Regions from separate parts of the Homo sapiens genome. Here regions 1 and 3 are each linked to region 2. Evidence: read pairs that join two places in POLR2A ChIA-PET (ENCODE). Cell type or tissue: Caco-2. All regions are shown on one strand. Region 1 overlaps DST (dystonin). Region 2 overlaps DST (dystonin). Region 3 has its middle 150 kb from the start of COL21A1.

Region 1 (8,000 bases), 270 kb after region 2:
CTTTCTGAAGTTAAATCATGACTGTACAAAAATGTAGACATCACATAGACACAGATATCCCAAATCTCCCCGTAAGAAATTGCTTTGCATTTCCCTGAAGGACCCTGACAGTGCTGACATGCAAACCTCATTAGGATGGGGGTAAGTGACAAGGTTCTGATTTCAAAACAGTGGACTTTCTGAATTCATAAGACTGAGAATAACAGTGTAACAACCAGTTGATTTAGTCACTATCAAATTATTTTCACATCTCATCTTCTAAAAAGTTTTAAATAAAAAATATCATTTTCTCCCCCACTTTCCCATAAATGAGGCAAAATTTAAAAATATATATTCTGTGCAAACACTTAAAGTATGTTATTCTAGTTAAGTTATTGCCCAATCTACAAAATACTCCAGTGGAAAATGGGGTGATAGTGAGCTAGCCCCAAACTCTGAAAATTAAACCCATAAACACATAGTAGGAGAGATTAAGACAGTGACATACAAAAAGAGCAAAATCTTCCAAGCAAAAGCAGAAAGCAATATTGGAAAATCAAAGGAAGACTGGACTAAATGCAAGGAAAGCTGTGGCCTAATCAATGGTATTAACATAATCCAAAGGAAGAATGTGTAAACAGCTACAGCTGGAGAATGAATGGTAGTGTGGAGTAGAGAAAAGAGAGGCCCTAAAAGCAAGCGTGTGGCAGTGTTCATCAGCCATGCTGACCATAAAGGGAGCCCTGAGCAGCTGCTACTAACCATCTGGTTGCTGGGCAAGAATAACTATTTGGCAGAGGTGGATCCAACAGGCCATCATTACTTGATGGTAAAGATGACAATGATGATAATAATGACAACAACTTGTATTGTGCAGTAAACTTTTTGCCAGGCATAACATTAGGCCTTTAACATACATCAATTCACTTAACCCTTAGACAAAACCAATGACATATTATCCCTATTTTATAGACAAGGAAGATGACGCTCACAGAAGCTAAGAAACTTGACCAAGGTCACTCCATAAGTGACAGAGCCATGATTTGAACCCAGATATGAGTCTATATAATATACCTATAGCTCTATATACCTATAAAGATGGCTGAGAGAAATTAAAGGAGATCTAAATATATACTACGTTCATAGATCAAATGACTCAATATTGATACTTGTGAATTTCTCCCCACTGACCTTTTTTTTGAGACAGGGTCTCGCTCTGTCCCCCAGGCTGGAGTGCAGTGGCACAATCTCAGCTCACTGCAACCTCCGCTTCCCAGGCTCAAGCAGTCCCCCCATGTCAGCCTCCCAAGTAGCCTGGACTAGAGGTGTGTGTTTTTTGTAGAGACAGGGTTTTGCCATGTTGTCCAGATTGGTCTTGAACTCCTGGGCTCAAGCGATCCACCCACCTTGGCTTCCCAAAGTGTTGTGATTACAGGTGTGAGCCACTGCATCCAGCCTCCCAACTGATCTTTAGACTCAACACAATTACAATCAAAATCATGGCAAACATTTTTATAGAAACTGATAAACTGATTTAAAAATTTACATGGAAATATAAAGGAACAGACTAGCCAAAACAATTACGTAAAAGGACAAACTGGGACTCACATTACCTGATTGCAACATTTAAAGCTATCATCATCAAGATGGTGTGGTAATGGCATAAAATTAAACACACGGGTCAATGGAACTGAACAGGGTCCAGACAGACCTAGCAATATAGGGTCAACAGATTCTTCCCAGAGGTGCCAAGTTAATTCAACGGAAGAAAGGACAGTTTTTTCAACAAATAGTGCTGGAAAAACTAGACATTCATACGTAACTAGCATATTACCTAGCATCATACACAAAAGTTAATTCAAAACAGACCACAGTCCTAAATGTAAGGGACAAAACTATAAAACTTCTAGAAAAAAATGTAGCTGCATATCTTTATAATCTTGAGTTAGGCAACAACTTCTTAGACATGTCATCAAAAGCATGAACCACAAAAGAAAAAAATTGGTAGGCTGGACTTCATCCCAATAAAAATTTTTTGCTGGTCAAAACATAATTCCTATTACTTCCAATTCCAGGCATACTATGGCTTCTCATACAGATTTTCTGATAGAAAAAAATGTACTAGTCTTCTATCCAACATGAATGTCCAAACCACTTGGCTGTTGAATTCTTTTCACTATACGTTAATAAACAAGTTCTGGTTTAAACATCAGGCACCTTGGAGTTTGTTTACCTAGAAAGGGTGAGTCTCCCTGGGCTAAGAACCAGACCCTGAGCTATGACGTCATCCAAGTAACACCCCATGACTTCTGGCCCACCTACCCAAGCCCTAACAAAGTCCACAACTGTTTGTTATAGTTTCTTTTGAAAAACAGTACTTTGTTTAAAAAAAAAAAACCAACTGAGATTGTCCGTGCTGCTACTTTTTTCTCAAAAATACAAAAGTCTATAGGAATCGTTTATATTTGCTATTAAATACTCCAGCAATAAAGTTTGAGGACAAAAAGCGTTGAGAGACATGAAACATGAAAAGTTTGAAATAAAAACAAACCACAGTAATAATAAAACTTAATGCAGTGGGAAAAAAATGTAAAATTCATGTTTTCCATTCTTATTTTTTAAATCATGGAGAAGAAAGGGTAAAAAATGATTTACCATTTATCTAATATGTTGTAATTGTTTCCTAAATGAAAATAATAAAATTATCCACAATTGAGCTAACCCAACATTCCTTTAATAAAGAAGACTACGGATGTGGCTACTTAGATTCAGCATAAAATATCATTCTATTTACTTTTTGCTATTCAAATTAAATTTGATTTCCCACAACTAGTAAGATGTATTCTACAATTTGTTTTCCTGCAGTAAGATTCAATTGAGAGGTTAAAATAAATGAACCAGTGAAACTTTTATAATCAGCAGATGGAGCACAAGCTAATAATAGAAACTAGACAACATTTCCTCCCACCTGCTGGTATTCTGTGTTTATCAGTCAGTGATAACTTCAGTAATTTGTGAATAATGGCTAGTGGGCAAATTTGTTGCATGAGTCTGGTGTAAGTCTGGTTTATATTGGACTGCCTAATGTGAATCCCACAGTGCGGTGCAGCCTTCCTCATCACCCACACTGCCCTCCATGGTCATCTGTAATGTCAAATCACTCAGCATCTGATGGCAAAGGGAACAGCTGGGAGGCAGGATTGTGTGAGGACTCTACACTATTGACTCACTCCTCTCAAACCTCCCCACCTTCTCTTGAAAGGCACTCATCCCTCTTCTGCCCTGTGATCTGCTTCTTGGTGCTCTCCCTTAAGCCTCCAAGATACTACCGCACCCCAAATTCTTTCTCTGTCTCCCACTCCAAAGTCAATCTCATCAGTCACAAAGTATTCAAGGAATGGGTCTGGTATCAGGGAACAAATCTCAACTGCCCCTCCCCGAGTGAGGCATAACTTCTGAATGCTCCAATCATCTTTTTCTGTCAGGGCATCAGTCAGGGTGCTAGCTAGAGTCTCAGGGGTATACAAATCTTTCAAACACTATTAAACAATCTTATTTCACAACCTAACCATTTGAGTGGTAGCATAAATTAAATTTAATAATGAATATTGCCATCTTATGATGATTATATTCTTATATAGTCAAACATTAGAAACCAAAGAAATTAGAGCCTGCAATATACTATCTCTCATAGTTCTACCTGAAAGAAAAAATGTAAAGCATTAAAATATTTAATAAATTTTTGGCTGATGCCTGCACACATTTAATTTAATCTCCCACCTTCCACATAGATCATTGATAAAATCATAGTAAACGTAACCATTCATGATTCATTCTGTGGCAAGATACTCAATAAAGCTTAATTATGTTTACCACCTTGAACTAGAACAAGAAAAGAAACTGATATATTTTAGACAGATTTTCAATCACAAGGGTATAACTTTTAAATAAACTTCTTTCTGCTTCATTTTCCCCTAAGAAATTATATGAACAACTTAAATTTTGATATGCAAATTTTTAGGAATTTTAAATATAGCATTTTTACCTATCAGTATTACTTTATTATTTTTGTCTCCTAGTAGCACTAAACGTGTTGGCCTATAGAAAATAAAAGGATGACAACCCGTACTTTCAGTAAACAGTTAAAGAGCAAATTTTAGTTATAATATATTTATGGGCCAGGTAAAGTGGCTCACACCTGTAATCCCAGCACTTTGGGAGGCCAAGGCAGAAGGACTGCTTGAAGCCAGAAGTTCGAGACCAGCTTGGACAACATAGCAAGACCCCACCTCTATAAAAAATTAGCCAGGCATGGTGGCACGTTCCAGCTACTTGGAAGGCTGAGATGAAAAGATCGCTTGAGCCCAGGAGTTCAAAGCTGCAGTGAGCTATGACTGTGCCACTGCATTCCAGCTTGGGTGATAGAGCAAGACTCCCATCTCTTAAAAATATATGTATTATATCTACACACAACATGATACCACCCCTTCCAGAAATGGCAGCATTTTATAGTAATACACTGAGACTATGTCAGTTATTCATAACATACCCAAGTATAAACATCTGAATTCTAAGGAGTTTCTTGTTCAACCATGTGTAAAAGTTCATAAATTCTATGTTAAAAATCTTATGTTCCTACCTTTTAAGAACCTAATAATTTGCAAATCCCCTTCTGAAATATGTGATCATATTTGCAAATCCTCTTCTGAAATATGTGGTATGTAATGTTAAAGCAGTGAGGGACATCAGATGTAACATAATGCAAACTACACACCACATACACTAAACACCCACCACCCCTACCAAAATTAAAAGGCAAATGATTTGCTCAGGGTCTCACAGGGAAAAAAAAAAAAGGCAGTATCAGGGTAACTCCAGGTATCCTGACTCCAAATGTGTTTTATTCCTCCTGCTACATCATGTCATCTTCATTAAGAAGAACAAGATACAGCCTCCTTTCAGGCTGGAACACCTCAGGTTTTCAAGGAGTTCTGACCAGCAAAAAACCTGGGAGAAAAAAGTAGAATGGGAAGCTGGGTATGGTGACTCTTGCTTGAAATCCCAGCACTTTGGGAGGCAGAGGCAGGAGGATCGTTTGAGCCCAGGAGTTCAAGACCAGCCTGGGCAACATAGTGAGACCCCCCATCTCTACAAAAACTACAAAATTTAGCCAGGCATGGTGGCATGCACCTGTAGTCCCAGCTACTTGGGAGGCTGAGGTGGGAGGATCACTTGAGCCTGGAAGGTAGAGGCTGCAGTGACCTGTGATTGTGCCACTGCACTCCAGCCTAGGCGACAGAGCAAGACCCTGTCTCAAAAAAAAAAAAAAAAAAAAAAAAAAAAGGTAGGATGGGGAGCATGTTCCCAGCCCCAACCTGAGAGACGAAGCAGGAAGTACTGGGTCCCTGACAGTAGAGAAAGGAGTAAGCCAGGAAAGTCTCTCAGCTGACACCAGGGAGGGATCCAGAGAAAAGCCAGGTCCTCTCCCCCTGCTACCAGAAGGAAATGGGCCATGGACCCAGCTCTGGATTTTCTGAATGGAATGAAGTAAAACGTCAGGATGCTATAGCATCATCAATATTATGCCTTGGTTTCCTAACAGAACATGTTAAGGAAATGTGCTATTATGAGATCCATTTAAGCCCATTTAAAAAGAAACTGTGAAGCAAATCCATTTGTAAATTGGATACTATCTTTCATTTAAAATGGAGAAGAAAAAAACAAAGCTTAAAGTTAACTACCAGCTGATGATGAAACTGTGTCAGCCTTATTTTCCCATTTGCCTGGTAAACACAAGGTGACCTGCCAAAGGTCTTTCTCATTTTCACCAACCACAATCTGATATATCAATGTCAAGACCACTTTGAAAACAAGAGAAAGCACTCACTTCTTTATTAATAGATAAAGTGATTAGAAATATAAGTTCCTTGATAAGACAAAAGCAGGCCAGGCACAGTGGTTCACACCTGTAATCCCAGCACTTTGGGAGGCCAAGGCAGGTAGATCACTTGAGGCCAGGAGTTTGAGACCAGCCTGGCCAATATGGTGAAACCCCATCTCTACTAAAAATACGAAAAAAAAAAATTAGCCAGGCGTAGTGGAGCACACCTGTAGTCCCAGCTACTCAGGAGGCTGAGGCATGAGAACTGCTTGAACCCAGAAGGTGGAGATTGCAGTGAACTGAGATCACACCACTGCACTCCAGCCTGGGCAACAGAAAGAGACTCTGACTCAAAAAAAAAAAAGAAAAGAAAAGAAAAGAAAAGAAAAGAAAAGAAAAGAAAAAAGAAAATATTCTATGGCAACTGATATAAATCTGACAAAAATTCTTCACAGTTCTGTAACATGGATAGCATGTTTTTTAAACAGCTTACTTAATTTTATATCAGGCTTTTCTTGTTGTTTGTTTGAAACTGAAATCACTCCCTTAAAAATAAACTCAAATGTTTTTCTACTGGCTAAAAAAAGACAGAAGTGAAAGAAATGTCTTAATCAGGTCATAACTCATTCTAATTAAGATGAAAATTTACTAATAAATCTAAAATAAAATTTTTCAGAAAAACATCTAAAAAGAGTAAACCTGAAACATAAACTGTATTCTATAGGAGGAGAAAACATTCTGAGGTAAATCTTATAAGGGATGAAATATTTCAAATGAGAGATCTAAACTAAGATTTACTTGCCAATAAAACAGCTTTTAATATTCTGAAACATGTGTGCTAAATAAAGTAGACAAATGTCTTAAATGTGGGACATTATTGAAAATCTCAAATTCTGCCATAAAACACTGGAATAAAACAGTCTTGAATATCAAACCTCACAATATACTACCATATTACAACCCTAGATGCAAATATTCTCATTTAATTTAAAATGTCCACTTAACGAGAAATAGGAACACTTTTACACTGTTAGTGGGACTGTAAACTTGTTCAACCATTGTGGAAGTCAGTGTGGTGATTCCGCAGGGATCTAGAACTAGAAATACCATTTGACCCAGCCATCCCATTACTGGGTATATACCCAAAGGACTATAAATCATGCTGCTATAAAGACACATGCACACGTATGTTTATTGCGGCACTATTCACAATAGCAAAGACTTGGAACCAACCCAAATGTCCAACAATGATAGACTGGATTAAGAAAATGTGGCACACATACACCATGGAATACTATGCAGCCATAAAAAAGGATGAGTTCATGTCCTTTGTAGGGACGTGGATGAAATTGGAAATCATCATTCTCAGTAAACTATCTCAAGAACAAAAAACCAAACACCACATGTTCTCACTCATAGGTGGGAATTGAACAATGAGAACACATGGACACAGGAAGGGGAACATCACACTCTGGGGACTGTTGTGGGGTGGGGGGAGGGGGGAGGGATAGCATTAGGAGATATACCTAATGCTAAATGACGAGTTAATGGGTGCAGCACACCAGCATGGCACATGTACACATATGTAACTAACCTGCACATTGTGCACATGTACCCTAAAACTTAAAGTATAATAATAATAAAAAAAAAAATAAAATAAAATGTCCACTTACGAAGCAAATACTTTTTAAAATTCGATGTTAATATACTTAATTCTTATGCTATTTCTTAAGAAATACAAATTTGCCTAAAGAAACTACAAAGAAATATTTAAAATATTCCAGTTCTTTTACCTACCAACAGTTATTCCTTTACAATACAAATAAAACACGTATAAATAATAAAACTAGTTTCCTACTATTTAACAAGCAATTGAAATATAAATTTGAGATACGCTTTTCAGAAAAACATTCTTTTAAGCCAGCCGAATTTCAGAAAAACAGTTCTTAATGGATAATTGCTATAGCAAAGGAGGGGAAATGAAAATTCAAAAATGAGATGGTGTTTTTGTGGTTGCTCCTTAATATTTTGCTATTTGTTTTTACAGGTCTATTCCTTCTGTGGAAATTTTTCTAATCCATTATACTAGAGTTTCATTATGATGCTGTTCTTTGGAATCCAAGATTACATGCCCCAAGAG
Region 2 (8,000 bases):
AAAAGTGGGGGCGGAGGGTGGGGGTGTACAAAAACTGCTACCTTTTAAATTCCAGGAACTTGTAAATAAACATTCAAGGAAACGTTTTATTTTCCCTCTTATATAGTTTTCAGGACAAAAGGATAACAATAATGTTCTATTAAATTGCCTTAACCTCTGGTCTTGGTTTTAAATTAATTTCAGGGGTTTATATTGGAGTAGATCTAGGTAAATCTGATAGTTTTCTAAAGTGCCCCCAAAAATATACTAAGGATTTAAAAAGATAACTACTAAAGAGTATATACTCCCCTAAGATTTAATTGTTTTCTACAAATAAACTGAAATATCCTTTACAGAAAAAAATTAATTTGCTAAGCTTTTAAATTAGCATGCCATTTACTGCATGTCTAAGAAAAAGGCATAACTAACAAGAACAATTATTTCACAGACTGAGAAGAGGAACGGTTCTGATATTGTCTAAGTTCCTTATCTCTCAATGTTAACAAAATACCTATGAAGAGAGCCTTTCCCCCTAATCTAACCCACAGCACACAAGCATGAAGAGAAGTTTAAAATAAAATAAAACTACCTTTGAGGCCAAGTTTACCAGAAGAGTTTAGTAAAAGTACCAAAACAGCTGAACTTCAATCTGAGTGGGAAGAAAAAAATTACAGGCTTGACAAGCAATCTCTACTTATTACAAGGCTGCACCCTTTACTTTCTTACCTCATTCACCACTCACAAAAAGTTGGGAGCTATAATGCCTGCAAAGTACAGCATAATAACTCTACTCTCACATGCAGAGCTCCTGAGAGAAATTTTTCAACCTATTAAAAAAAGTCCTTAATGTGGATAGAGTACTTTGCAGGCCATAACAATATAATACTGTTTGTACCTTCATGACTAAGCCTGTTCAAGCTTAATAAATCCAATATAATGGCTCTTAAATGGCAGTGTCTTTACCACAATTTGTGTAAAAGCCTAACATTAACATATATTCACAGTGGAGGCCTTCTAAATGAAGGGGAATGGCCACCATCTGCACAATCAATAACAGGACCCTGAACAGCTGGGAATATCAATTCTTCTCCAAAACAGTCCCTATTAATTTGTTATAATTATCCATTTATCAATATGTGGCATCTTGCAGGGTGCTAGTCAAACCTCCAAAACAAAAGTGTGGATTTCATTATTATTAGAAACACTAGTGACCACTCTGAAACAGAACCACAAACTTTTAGCAGAACCGCAAACTTTTGACACTGCAGAGTTTCATATTTCCATGAATTACCTGAACCAACTGAAAGCCATTGCAGACTGTGTCCAATATTCCTGCCTGGGCCCCTGTTTTTCTGGGTGCTGCTTTCTTTCTTGCTGATACGAATTTCAGGGAGAACTTCTTATAGAGCATTTCGCTCTCCTGGGCAGAAAGAGGAGCCTCCACTTCCTCTTTAGATGCAATGTTGCATTCTCCTGAATCATATTGTGTCAAAAGTGTCACATTTTCTACTAAGCTGGTGCTACCACAATCTACATCACTCTCCCCTAGATCTGTGTGAGAGAGATCTAAATCTTGAGGGGAATCCTTCAAGAGTTCCCTACTTTGTGCTGTGATTTGGGATTCTCCAGGTCCGTATGTTTCGTCCTCTTCTCCAAGGTTAAAAATATGCTCATTTTCTCTATTTCTTGGCATAATTAATGGGTCACACTTCACAGGGCTCTCTTTCAAATTATTCTGCAGGCAACAATTTTCATCGTGGATTTCCCTTTGACCATTTACATGTTTTGCTTCCTCTAGTGGAGAAACATCATGTAAAATCATTTTGAAATTTTCATCAGGGTGGGCACTTTGACATGAAAGCAGTGGGATTTTCTGTTCGCTAATGGAATTAACAGAAAAAAATGGTCTGTATTGGTCTGTTACAAGAATATCTTCAGTAGAAGACAAACTTTTAATTCGTGACTGGTCTCCAGTTAAAATGCCCTGTTTTTCTTCCCTCTCTGCTGGAGGGCTACATAAACCAGAGTCATCCTCCTCCGAAGTGAGAGAATTAGTACCCCATCTGCACTTGCTGGCCTTGGTAACAGCATCTGACATATCAGCAGGTTCAACAAAAGAGCTTTCACTTTTGTTTGCATAATCCATAAAATTGGCCGGGACAAACATTCGCCATGACCGTCTATGCTCTTTCTTTTCCGCATGAGATTTGGCTTTAGGTAATCCTGTGGTTCGAATGATATCACTATTTAGTTTGAGTGCATCAAAGATCATCTTTTCATCTAGTTTGTTAGCTTCCCGACCTCTCAGCTCAAATACACTGGAAGAAGTAAGGGCACCATTAGAGCATAAAGAACTAACATCCAGTGTTCTGTGACTGTAGGGTAAAGTTCGATCTGTAAAATGCCTGGAAGATAGACTACCTTTTGAACCAGAGTCTATCTGTTCATTTAGTCTAACAGTATCATAGATTGACCGCTGTGGGACGTAACAGTCTTCGATATTTAGGTCCTCCTCTTCTTCACCCTTCCCTACACATGGGGGATTCTGACGTAAACAGTCTGGTCTGCTGAGTGGCTTCCCCATTTTGCAGATAGTTAAAACAAATATTGCAGCTCTTGACACAGATAAGAAATAAGATAAAGCATCTTCCAAAAAAGTATACTTCTGAACAGAGCTATGGAGTGTCTTTAGCATAAAGACACATGCTCAAATAATATATTTCATAATACATGAGGTGTTTAAGGTCATCAGCAGTGCATCAGTATAAATGCAACTATCCTTTTACCTGGTTGATTTTAGGATGATTCTAAACAATAAAGTGCATCAATAACAGAGAACAAAAATCTCCTTTGTCCACCTTTCCCAGCTCCCAAAGTCCCCGTTCACACACTCCAAAACACAGAAAATAAACAAACACACACTTAACAGTGGCTCAAACACTCAGAACATTCCATTGTCAGTCCATTTCCCTTTTTAGTCTGATATTTCCAGATTAAAATTTCCAAATGAGCAAGCATTTTAACAGCCTGAATGTTAATTTCGGCAGAGCTCTGGTTAACTGTAATCCACTTAAAGATGGCTTGCAGAACTCCACCATTCTGGTAAATAAACCATGCTCCAGAAATTTAAAAGACAAACACAGGGACCTGGTATTGTTCACATCAAGGCACAGAACAAATCTTCAGAGAAAAATAAGTTAAGTCTAACGTTATGAGAAAGTTACATTTTTCTTTTACTTTTTTTTTTTGGAGGGGGGAGTAGCTATAAATAAACTTGATTGAAAAGGCAGGTTTTCTTCCTGTTTTAAGCTTCTTCAATGCTATTCAGAACTACTCAAAGGAAGAAAGAAAAAAACACCAGACTTTTAGACACCCAGGGCAGTACAATCCAGCAACCGTTTAAAGTAAACAGAAAGCATGGTGTACTACTAAGCTTCTTTAAAAAAAAAAAAAAAAAAAAAAAAAAAGCCATTTCCAAAGATTCTTATCTGGTCCTCCTTAGGAAGGCTTATTCCACCTGAGGCAATTGCAGCAACGAAGAGCTCCGCGGCTTCCTCTAAGGCACAGGCAGCGTAATTCACATTGAGCAGAAAACCCAGGGACTACATTAGCCTTTGAAACTGAACCAAGTTCTGTGGCCGCGGTATGGCCTTCATTTCAGCTGGGGCTAGAGAGAGACGGTGGCGGTGGAGGCAGCAGAAAGAACTCCGGAAGGGAGCTCCGGGGCTGTCCGCGGCTCCTCAGGGCAGCACGGTGCCGGGCAGGCATGCTCTCCAGCCAGGGCGCTTGCAGCAACGCCCTCTCTCTTCAGGCACCATCTGCTGCGTCTCTGGGCCTGCCGGGCGTTCCGGAGCCGCAGCTCTCTACCACTTCGGTGCTACGCCCTCCCGTGACTTAACTTCGCAGTCATCTTTCGCTTCTTCCCGGGAGTCGGCGAGCGGTTTCAGTGGGAGGTACCTCGAAGCCGAGAGGCTGCAATGTAACAGCTTGTGGTGACATCAGCGCAAAGCAGGCCGAGTCCGGCCACTGGGGAGAGGGACAGCTCAGGTTCAAACACCGCGGAAACCCCGCCGACTACTTCAAAATGGGAGGGGATCCGTAGGGCTTGCGGAGGCAGAACCTGGCACCGGGAGATCCGCGAAGAAATTATTTTGTGAAGGTCCAGAGACCGCACTCATTTGAATACTAAATGGGAAAAGGGGGGCTACATAGGTCCCTATCCTTCAGTTGAAACCGCACTTTTACACTGAAGAATCTGATGCTTCAGCAGTATCTGCGATGCAAAGTGCAGATCACTTTGAAGTCGAGAGTGTTTTGCCGTTCCCTTTTGAAGCCCAAGTTCAAATCTAACTGTTCTCCAGAGTAAAGTATTCCTACCAGTGAGGGGCTCTCAGCACTGCTGACATGAATATTAGTAGTTACTAATAACCATACAGTACTCTTGAGGTTAACACAAGGCCCAAGAGTGGTACTCACTGACTCCAGATATTTAATAAACAAAATCACCTCCACAGATTTTTATCTACTGAACACCCTTCTAAAAATACTGTTTGAAAATAAATTCAGCAAGCCAACTCTTAGTCTTTGTAGGAAATTTAATAGTTTTATTTAAATAAAATCTAAACATTCTCTATTTTACAAAATAAGAAACATCGTCAGAGTGTCAGTTACAAATGAAGCGGTCTTTCTTCAATCTCATAAAATAATCATTTGAACATGAACAAAACTGTGCTAACTCCAAATGAAGAAGGCAGTTCTAGTAAAAACAACTTTATACTTTCTTTGTTAATTTTACAGAAAAGATGTGGGAGGAAACTTTTGTGCCTTTAATGAGAAAACGTTATCTCAATATTCATTCGATAAATCTAAGAGTTGAATCTTTTTTAAAAAAATCTTTTCATAATGAAAACTCTATCGGTAACTCATCCATTCAACAATTATTAGATTATTAGATGCAACTCAGTATGTGGCCATCATTAAGTTGACTAGATATATGACTATCTATAAAGAAAAAGAGATTTAAAAATATCCATCCACATCACAATATCAATGCCAATTTTTCATGTTCAAGACGTGAAATATTTCAACAAGCACCTGATTCTGTGGTGTTCAAGCACACAGGCTGTAATAAGGCACTGATAAGAGAAAGAAAAATGGTCTCATACTTACCACGCTTGAACAGTGGATTGGGCACTAGACTGGGAAATAGTAGAGGCCAAGAGTCTTACTCCCAGCTGCCGCTCTCTTGATATGTAAGCTTAGAAAACTACTTATTCATGGCAATATGAATAATAAAGTTTCCTTGAGATCTCTGAGTGCCTTTCTCTAAACACTCTAAGATCCTTACAGAACTTTTCATAATAAAGAATGGCTCTAATTCAGTTCACCTTAGACTCTAACTCTGAATCATTAGCACAATATTATTCTAGGCTTATGAAAAGCTAAGAGGAGCAACATATAACCTCACATTTGAGGTGGGTAGTACATTTTTAAAACTGCACAAATAATTCATTCATAAATTAAATGATTCAAAAAAATAGCACTCACTGTCTGCCAAACAACATGTAAGCACTGGAAAAATGATGTTGTAAAGACATAGCCACCACTGTCCTTACACCACTTACACTAGAATGGGAATGTGAATGAGAAAATGGCCATGACACAGTTCGGAAGTAAACAGTGCTATGGGAAAATATTCCCTAGTTAATTGAGTTCAAGTATACACCACTTATTTAATAACTAAATTCCTTTTTTATTGAACTGATTTTTATATTGATTCACATTAAGATTTGTGCTATTAAAATTTGTCACAATAATTTACATATATCTTTGTTACTTGAAATCACATTCCAAAGTCTTACCTGGATGACATGTAAGAGCTCATATATAGAGCAGAACCGGACTGGTTTATTTTTCCCCAAAAATTTGGTTTAGACAGCTACTATAAATGTTATAGCCTCTAATGTTAATAAAATCAAGATATATTAAACCATGTTAAATATTAATCATGATATCTAGATCCATCACATTTTCTTTTTTTCTGAGACAGGGTCTTGCTCTGTCACCCAGGCTGAAATGCAGTGGCATGATCACAGCTCACTGCAGCCTTGACCTCTCGGGCTCATGTGATCCTCCTGTCTCAGCCTCCCAAGTACAGATGCGCACCACTACACCTGGCTAATTTTAAAAATTTTTTGTGGAGATGGGGTCTCACTCTGTTGCCCAGGATGGTTTTGAACACCTGGGCTCAAGCAGTCCTCCTGCCTCAGTCTCCCAAAGTGCTGGGATTACAGGCATGACCCACTGTGCCCAGCCCCCTCACATTTTCACAATGAGAGAAATACATAATAAGGTACGTAAAGTTTTCCTGAAAAATAGCCAACACTATTATTTCATAATACAGAAATCATAATGCTGTTTTCAAAATGTAGCTTTACTTACTTTTTGTAGCCTACTAGATATAATCCAGCTAAACTATCTACTAAAGCAGATGATTTCAGAAAAGTACACAACTACTAATTGAATTATAAGCAAAACAGTAATATTTTCTCATTTTATATTCCTAAAGTTTAATTAAATCTTTTAAAAGGAAAGTCCCTGAAAAGTCTTCCCACTAAGTGCAACAATGTACATCATAGAAAAGTTTTATCATTCACATTTATGATTATTATTTACACATTATTTACTCATAGAAAAGAGCAATTTTATCAGCTGAAACATGGAGGTTTTAGGGTTGAAGGATTGGAGGTATTAAGTTCAATGTGCAGTAAGTGAAAAATGTCTATGTAAGTAAACGCACTATTATCAATGAATAACTCTTGGCCTGATAGCTCTTGAAATCAGGATGAGAAGTCAAACAAGGGATATGCGTTTTGTGCTGCAAGTACATAAACAGGCATTAAGAGCAAAAATTGTTCTTTCTAAAACAAATAAGCCATTAGCTAATGAAAACTGAAGGCATGCTATATTTTTAGTTTTCAAACTATTAAATTTATTCACATAAATGGCTAAACGTTTCCAAAGATATGAATATGCATCATATGAATATGCAATAACTATTTATTTCATGGGAATACAGTTTATATTTAGAAGAAAGTAGAATATTCTCATCCTAAAGCCCTAAACCGATTTAGAAACAAGAGATTCACCAACTGATCTTGACAGGAGTTTATCTTGATGTGAACCTTAGTTAATATCTTTAATGAGCACTTGCTCTTCTTCCTGTAAGTTACTACAATACTAAGACTATGCCTTTCCCACATCTTCAATGAGGTTTTCTGGTGACAGTGAAAAAAAATTCTATGTAACAGAAGATGATTCTATATATAAATCTTATTAATTGAAATATATACATATTTCATATATATATATATATATATATATATATATATATATATATATAAATGTCAAAAAGTTCATTTAAAGAAAAGCTATCCAGCAAGCAGAAGCAACTCACATGTTAATGGCCCTATTCAATTTTCTTCAGAGAAAAAAAAAAACAAACAAAATCTGGAAATACTTTTCATATTAAAATACTGACAAAAGAAATAAAGCTTGAAATGAAGACAACTGGAGATATGTGAGAATAGGATCTGTGAGCACAGACATTTTCTTGTTGTATCCAGTTCTTGAGCAGCTCCAGACACTTTTCACTTAAAATCGTAGCATTTCCTTATCCTACATTGTTATTAATGAATGATTAGAGACCTAGATAAACATTTACCACTCAAATGTTCTTTTCAAGAAACCAATGTCTAATTTCATAACAAGGCAAATTCTTCTCTGTCTCTCTCTCACACACAACTTTAAGCAACTTTCCATATTAATAAAATACATTATGAAGGTTTCCTTTGATCAAAGGTGGGCCTATAATAATGACAGTAGATACCGCAGTTTGGCTGTTTTATTGGATCACTCTAAAATGGTGATATAGGTTTATCAAGGTAAAAGCAAAACAAAATAACAACTACCAAAAAATCCTACATTATAAAATCTCTGGCTGGAACTGCCTTCAGAACAAC
Region 3 (8,000 bases), 140 kb before region 2:
AGCTACTCAAGGAGATACAAGTGAAAGGTGAAAACCAACATAAACCAACATAAAAAAGTGTTCAAGAAATATGGATTATGTAAAACGACCAAACCTAAGAATAGTTGGTGATCCTGAGGGAGAAAAGAAAGCAAAAAGTTTGGAAAACTAGAAAACTTCCTTGGCCTTGCTAGAGAATTAGATATCCAAATAGAAGAAGCTCAAAGAACATCTGGGAGCTTCATTGCAAAAAGGACATCGCCAAGGTATATAGCCATGAGGCTATCTAAAGTTAATGTAGAAAAGAATTCCAAGAGCAGTGAGACTAAAGCATCCACTAACCCATAAGATTAACAGCAGACTTCTCAGCAGAAACTTTACATGCCAAAAGGGATTGAGGTCGTATTTTCAACCTCCTTAAACAGAACAACTGTTGGCTAAGAATTATTTTACAAAACTAAGTTTCATAAATCAAGGGGAAATAAAGTCTTTTTCAGACAAACAAATGCTGAGAGAATTGTCACTACCAGACAAGTCCTACAAGAAATGCTAAAAAGAGTTATAAATCCTGAAATAAAAGGTCCATATGTACCAGAATAGAACCTCTTGAAGCCATAAAACCCACAGGGCCTATATAACAAAAACACAGTGAAGAAAAGAAAGTATCTAGGTAACAATCCACATGATGACTGGAGTAGTACCTCACATCTCAATATTAATATTGCATAAATGGCCTACTTAAAAGATACAGATTGGCAGAATGGATAAAAATCATAAACCAAATATCTATTGTTTTTAAGAGACTCACCTAACATGTAATGATTCATATAAACTCAAGGTAAAGGGATGGAGAAAGATATCCCATGCAAATAGAAGCCAAAAGCAAGCAGTAGTAGCTATTCTTATGTCAGATAAAACAGACTTTAAAAAAAAACAGTAAAAAAAATAGACAAAGTCATTGTATATAATAGAAGGATCAATCCAAAAAGAAGATATTACAACCTTAAATATATGCACACCTAACTCTAAAGCTGCCAGATTCATAAAACAATTACTACTAGACTTAAGAAATGAGATAAAAAGCAACACAATAATACTAGGGGACTTCAACACTCCACTGACAACTCTAGACAGATCATCAAGTCAAAAAGCCAACAAAGAAATAATAGACTTAAACTATATTCTAGAACAAATGAACCTAACAGATATTTACAATTCTACCCAAGACCTGCAGAATATACATTTTTCTCATCAGCATGTGTAACATTTCTCAAGATAGACCATATGATAGGCCACAAAACAAGTTTAATAATTTTTTAAAACTCAAAATCACATCAGGTATCTTCTCAGGCCACAGTGAATAAAACCATAAATCATCTTTAAAAGGAACCTTTAAAACTATACAAATATATGGACATCAAACAATCTGCTTCCAAATGATTTGGGGCTTAACAATAAAATGAAGATGAAAATTTAAAAATTATTTGAAATAAGTGATAATAGCAACACAAATTATCAATAACCCTGGGATACAGCAAAAGCAGTGCTAAGAGGAAAGTTTATAGTGCTAAATGCCTACATCAAAAAGCCTGAAAAATCACAAATTGACAACCTAACATCACACCTTAAGGAACTAGAGAAACAAGAACAAACAAAACCCAAAGCTAGCAGAAGAAAAGAAACAACAAAGATCAGAGAAGAACTGAATGAAGTTAAAACAAAAAAATTCAAAAGATCAATGAAACAAAAAATTGATTCTTTGAAAAGATAAACAAAATTGATAGAGCATTAGCTAGATTAACCAAGAAAAAAAGAGAGAGGATTTAAATAAGCTCAATTAGAAATAAAAATGGAGACATTATAACCAAAACCATAGAAATACAAGAGATCATTCATGACTAGTATGAACACCTCTATAAACACAAACTAGAAAATCTAGAGGAAATGGATAAATTCCTGAAAAAATAAAACTCTTCTAGATTAAATCAGGAAGAAACAGAAATCTTGAACAGACTAATAACAATCAGTGAGATTGAATCAATAAAAAAAAATTGCCAACAAAAATAAAGCCCAGGGCCACATGGATTCACAGTAGAAATCACGCCCCTGCACCCCAACCTGGGTGACAGGGTAAGACCCCATCTCACAAAAAAAAAAAAAAAAAAAAAAAAAAAAAAGAATGAATCTAATTCAGAGAATGAAGTAAATGATATGATCCCAATAAGCACCTACTTTTTAAAATTAAAAGTGATAATTTTATTATGTGTGTTGATCCTAAATAAATGCAATTTGACAGTGCTATGTTGACGTGATTATAAAACTACTTTGTTTTTTGAAAGATTGAGGAATCCTTTGGTTTTATTATCATTGTCATTAAAATAGCAAAATAATTGAAACATTTTGCCTTTCATAGCTAAAACACCTTTCATTTTCTTGAGGGCTTTTTTCCCCTTCATTCATAACTGTTCATCATTTCTTTTTCTTAGCTTAATCTTCTTTGAGGCACACATTCCATTTAACCATTAAGTGGAATTACCATCCTACCAAATAATTTCTGTCCTCTCAATCTTGTTCTTAACAAGATATAAAATGTACATTTTTCTAGAACCCAACCTGATCATGAGATTATTGTTACTGAGGGCTCACAGGAAGGTCATAGTAAAGGCCAATTAAATGTTGATCTGTGAGGTTTGTGGGGAAAGGGATTCCAAGTTATGTCTTCTTCCCCCTGACTTTGTTTCTCCTAGCTCATATTCCTAGGACATTTTTTACTCTAATGGGCCTCGTCCTGTTGATGTCTTCCCCAGTTCCTAAACCCAATCATAAAGGAGCAAGCAAACATTGTAGCTTCAGATTCTCCCCTTCTTTCCACTCACCAATTCCTCTTTCCAGGATATTAGGGAATTGTAAAATGTTCCTCTCTGTCTCTAGCAACATTTTTTGCTTAAAGTCTATTTCATTTCATCTTTGTATAGATACTTGAGCTCTCTTATGATACTTGAGCTCTCTTATGATACTTCAGCTTTTATGTTTGCATGGTGTGTGTGTGTGTGTGTGTGTGTATTTATCTGTAGTATAATAAAAAATAAATACTTGATCTTTGATCCTCTACTCTTGGCACAAATCTCCTAAAACCTTTGGAATTTACTGGCTTTGCATCTGGATAAGATGACTCATGGTAGTGGGCAGCAGTGGGCTGCGTAGATATTCAGGTTAGGGGCTGGTCACCAGATAAACCAATCATGTAATTAGAGGGTTGCAACTTGCAGCCCCACCCCCTGACCTCCAGTGCTGGGATTCACTCAGGATGCTGGCAGAAATATTAAAGGGAAATATTAGGGAAAGTTATAGGGAATAGTCACAAACCTTTTTGGAAGGCCGAAAGGTTACATAGCTTGTAATAACTGAACAGGCTGAAGGCAGCTGGTTCTTACCTTAGAGCATTATGTCATAGGGTAAATACTAGAGATAACAGAGTCTTCCCCAGTTAATTTTGTTTACTCTACCTCCATTAACTAACCTTTGAGCCAGATAGCCCTCTCGGGGTGGGGGGTGGGGGAGGTCGACCAGGGATATTGCCCCCTAATGGTATTTACTTTAGACTGCGGTACCTGAACTTTAATCATTCATAAAACTACTCTCTTAACCATGTTAATTATTCACAAGAGTGTTGACTCAGAGCTTCTGTTGTTAATTCTATACTAAATAAATGCCTGGAGTGCAAGCTGCTCAGGGCCGGCCGCAGTGACAAACCTCTCTTGGTGTGCAGGCGGTCGGACACTCAGCAGGACTGGCAAAACAGAATATCTGTGTGTCAGTGTACGTTTTATTCATCTGTCGTTGGGTCAGGGTCTGAAGGCAGACCCCCGCAGCTAATGCCCTTTTGTGGGGAGCAATGTCTCACTCCAGGGAAGACAGAGGGACTAGAGACTGAATTCAATCACCAATGGCCAATGATTTCATCAATCATGACTATGAATGAAACCTCCAAAAAAGAAAAAAAAAACAAAACCCCTAGATGATGAAGTTCAGAGAGCTTCCAAGTTTGAATACATCTGCATGCTAGAAGGGTGATGCACCCTGACTCCATGAGGGCAGTGGCTCCTGTGCAGGGATATCATCCTGAAGTACCTGGGCAGCCCACTCCTGCCCACTACCATGAGTCATCTTATTCGGACACAAAGCCAGTAATAGTAAGTAGAGTGCTTTTCTGAGTCCTGAAGGCTGTTCTAGCAAATAATTGAACCTGAGAGACGGTGGGAAGCCCCAAACTTGTCAACTGGGAAGGAGTTTCAGTGACCTGAGAATCCCACTCGCAGCTGGCATCTAAACTGAAAGTGATCTTCCGGGACTAAGTCCTTTAACTTGTGGGATCTGACACTAACTCCAGGTAGATAGTATCAGAATAGGATCGAATTTTGGGGCACCCAGTTGGCGTCAGAGAGTTGGAGAATTGATGTGGGGAAATGATACATATGCAGTGCTGGGGAAAAAAAACAAACTATACACCATCCTTTAATTTTCAACCTATTTTTAGATTGGAATCTAAAGTGTTTCTTACAGACAGCAAAGAGTTGGATCTTGTTTTTTTGTCATTATGACAATCTCTACCTTTTGATTGGATTGTTTCATTCCTTCACATTTAATATTATTATTGATATAGTTGGATTTGCATCCCATTTTACTTTTTAGTTTGTCTCATGTCTTTTTTGTTTCTCTATTTTTTATTTACTGTGTTCTTTTTGTATTAAGTGGGTAATTTTTCTGGTGTATTATTTTAATTTCTTTAATGACTTTTAGATTATATTTTTGAGTTATTTTATTAGCATTCACTAGAGGAATTACAATATATACCTTAATTTATTAGATTCTACTTTAGATTATTACTGTCCTCTTCTTTTCTTTCTCTGGATTTGAGTTACCATAATGCCATTTTCTTACTCCAGTATAGTTTCTTTCTCTCCTTGTGTCAAATATATTGTCAAATATATTATGCCTCTATATGTTATAGGACCAACAATATAATTTCATAGATCTTATGAAATTATATTGCAACTTTTAAATCAGTTAGAGAAAAAAAGAAGAAATATGTAATTATACTTTTTTATAGCTACCTATATAATTACATTTACCAGTCCTTGAGTTTTTCATGTGAATTCAAATTACTCTCCAATTTAATCTTCTTTCAGCCTCAAAAACTTCCTTGTAGGTCTTGGAAGTATTTCTGCTATAAATAAATTTTCTCTGTTTCTGTTAATCTGGGGATTTGTTTCATTTTTAAAAGATAGTTTTGGTTTTTTTTTTGCTTCAGCAGATTGAATATGTTACCCCCTTCTCTTCTGAAATTCACTGTTTCTGACAAAAAGTCAGCTGTTAATCTTATCACTTGTATGTGATAAGTCATTTTTCTTTTGCTACTTTTAATATTATCTCTTTCTCTTTGTTTCACTATGATGTGTCAGAATGTGAATCTCTTTGTGTTTATCCTTCTTGGGGTTCATTGAGCTTCTTAAAGGGTAGTTTAATGTTTTTTCATTAGATTTGGAAAGTTTCCAGCCATTACTTCTTTGAATACAGATGCTCCTAAACTTACACTTTGAATACAGATGCTCCTAAACTTACAATTGGGTTTCATCCTGATAAACCCATTGTAAGTTGAAAATCTAGGTTGAAAATGCACTTAATACACCTAACCTACTGAACATCATAGCTTAGCGTCATCTACCTTAAACATGCTTGGAACATTTACATTAGCCTACAGTTGGGCAAAATCATCTAACACAAAGCTTATATTATAATGAAGTTATTATGAAGAATTTTAAAATTCAAAGTACAATTTCTACTGAATGTGTATTGCTTTCTCTACATTGTAAAATCAAAAAGTTGTTAAGTTAAACCATAGTATACTGGGGACTGCCTGCATTTTTTTTGCCTCCTCTCTCTTCTCCTTCCGGCACTCCCATTACACACATTTTGGTGCACTTAAGGCTGCTCCACATTTCTCTGAGGCCCTTCATTTTTCTTCATTATTTTCTATTCTTCAAATTGTGTGATCTCTATTGAACTATCTTTAAGTCTGCTGATTCTTTCTTCTGCCAGAAAAAGTACCCATTTGAATCCTTCTAGTGGATTCCCATAGAAGTACCTCTTGGCATTTCTTCTGGGTAATTCCTTTTTCTAAACCCACCAATTCCATTCTGCCTTCCAGAGATGATGCAAGCCTTACCCCCAATTACTCCCTCTTGGGGAATTTCTAGACCTTGTCTCTGCCAACTTTCATGGCAGATTGGTCATTATTATCAGATAGCAGATTCTTGCTACAATCCTCTATTCTCTGCAAGGCAACTATCATCACTCCTGTTTTAAATAAATGAGTGTTGGTGTTTGGTGTCCCTGTAAGAGGAGCGCTGCTGCAAATGAGAAACTTTTTTTTTTTTTAAGAGACGGAGTCTTCCTCTGTCGCCCAGGCTGGAGTGCAGTGGCGCGATCTCGGCTCACTGCAACCTCCGCCTCCCGGGTTCAATCAATTCTCCTGCCTCAGCCTCCCAAATAGCTGGGACTACAGACGCATGCCGCCGCACCCAGCTAATTTTTTGTGTTTTAGTAGAGACAGAGTTTCACCATGTGAAAATGTAAACCCAGAATTGAGTAGTAATTTGTCCAGAAATTGAAGGACTAGAACACGGGTCTCTGGAATTTTAACCAGAGTAGTTATTGCATATAAGAATCACCTGAGATTTATTTAAAAGATGTGATGATTATCCAAACCTATAGTGAACATGCAACAAAGAGTTATTTAACTTATTAATGAGGAAATCAGCTGGATAGCAATGGCAATTCAAGGTAGTATGGGAGAGACCGACACCCATAGTAAATGAAAGAAAGTGCTGGAATAAGAATGCCAAATTATTTACAAAGGTGCCAAATATCCTGTAGAGTAATAAAACTTAACATGTGTAATTACCTTTTCTATAACAATTATTTGGATGTCTATCACCCAAAAATTATTTTAAATACATTAATCTCCTACAAGTTACCATCTAATGTCATACAATCTGGGTCTGAATCAATAGTAAATAGAAAGTCAAAAACACAGTCCTGGAAAATTAGATAAACCTTGGATGGACCTGCTAGACAATGCTTCATCATGAAAAGACATGCAGTCATCATTTCATGTTATTTCCAAGTTTTGGATTTTTAAAAAATACACATAAAGTGTTTAGCCCAGATCCTGCCACATAATAAATGCTTGACATATTATAGCATCTTTGTTATTTCTATCTTTGTAATCCTGGCTCAGTCACAACTAGTTGGGTGATGTTGGTCAGTGTACTCTCTTTGTTTTCCTTTTCTCATCTGTAAAGTGGTGATAATGATGGTTTCTATCTTACTATTATGAAGATTAAGGATTTAATATACACAAGGCACTTAGTATCTGGCACAGAATAATCACAAAATAAGTAAAAGTGAATGCTGTCATTCCTCACAGCATTTGGTGTCTCACTACAGTTGACATTTTTACAATATAAGGAAATGAAGCAGTGGGAGGGAACCATTGCTGCCATGGCAAGATGGTGTGTACAGCTAGTCAATGGATGCCTGAAGAACTTTTGCAGCTTGTACTCAAACTGAAGAGCAAGCTATTTATATCTGGGCTGGGAAACTAGCTCAGCGTTGCCTCAAATATTATTAAAATGGACATATTCCAGGGTTCTGAAAGCAAAGATAAATTTTATACTCTTGTTTGTCTGCTTTTTGCCTTCATCCTGACACAGTAATAACATGCAACACACTTTCACAGATTACTGCAAGAACTGCCTGAGGTTTTTCAACCAAATCCAGGCCTATCGTGTCCATGACATATTTCCCTGGGGATGAAAATTTTAACTATTTTCTACTAAGAGCAGCTTCCTCAACATGTTTGACTGCCTTATTTGATGTGGAAATAGAAAGCAAACGTCATTACCAACCAACCTCTCCATATAATCGCAGCACAAATAGCCTACAAGATATTGCTATTT

Evidence for each region. ChIA-PET counts read pairs that join two places held together with the same protein. Peaks named below come from ENCODE experiments on the same cell type or tissue, not always from the same donor. Only the 100,000 strongest peaks of a DNase experiment are listed, where the experiment ranks them.
Region 1: POLR2A ChIA-PET joins it to region 2 with 11 read pairs; 2 of 35 experiments call an interaction of 5 or more read pairs at or near these places.
Region 3: POLR2A ChIA-PET joins it to region 2 with 10 read pairs; 4 of 35 experiments call an interaction of 5 or more read pairs at or near these places.

The regions. Positions count from the first base shown.
Region 1 is chr6:56,805,890-56,813,889 of GRCh38, forward strand. All of the region lies in intron 4 of DST (dystonin), which reads right to left. Among named protein-coding and RNA genes, the nearest start is that of DST-AS1, 34 kb to the right of the region's middle. In Caco-2, no CTCF peak of the experiment used is centred here; a DNase peak (open chromatin) is centred at 3,252.
Region 2 is chr6:56,539,010-56,547,009 of GRCh38, forward strand. All of the region lies in intron 61 of DST (dystonin), which reads right to left. Among named protein-coding and RNA genes, the nearest start is that of COL21A1, 300 kb to the left of the region's middle. RefSeq lists enhancers at 3,182-3,947, 3,652-4,071. In Caco-2, no CTCF peak of the experiment used is centred here; a DNase peak (open chromatin) is centred at 3,862; H3K4me3 peaks cover 1,810 bases.
Region 3 is chr6:56,396,291-56,404,290 of GRCh38, forward strand. No RefSeq gene overlaps it. Among named protein-coding and RNA genes, the nearest start is that of COL21A1, 150 kb to the left of the region's middle. In Caco-2, no CTCF peak of the experiment used is centred here; DNase peaks (open chromatin) are centred at 3,211 and 3,701.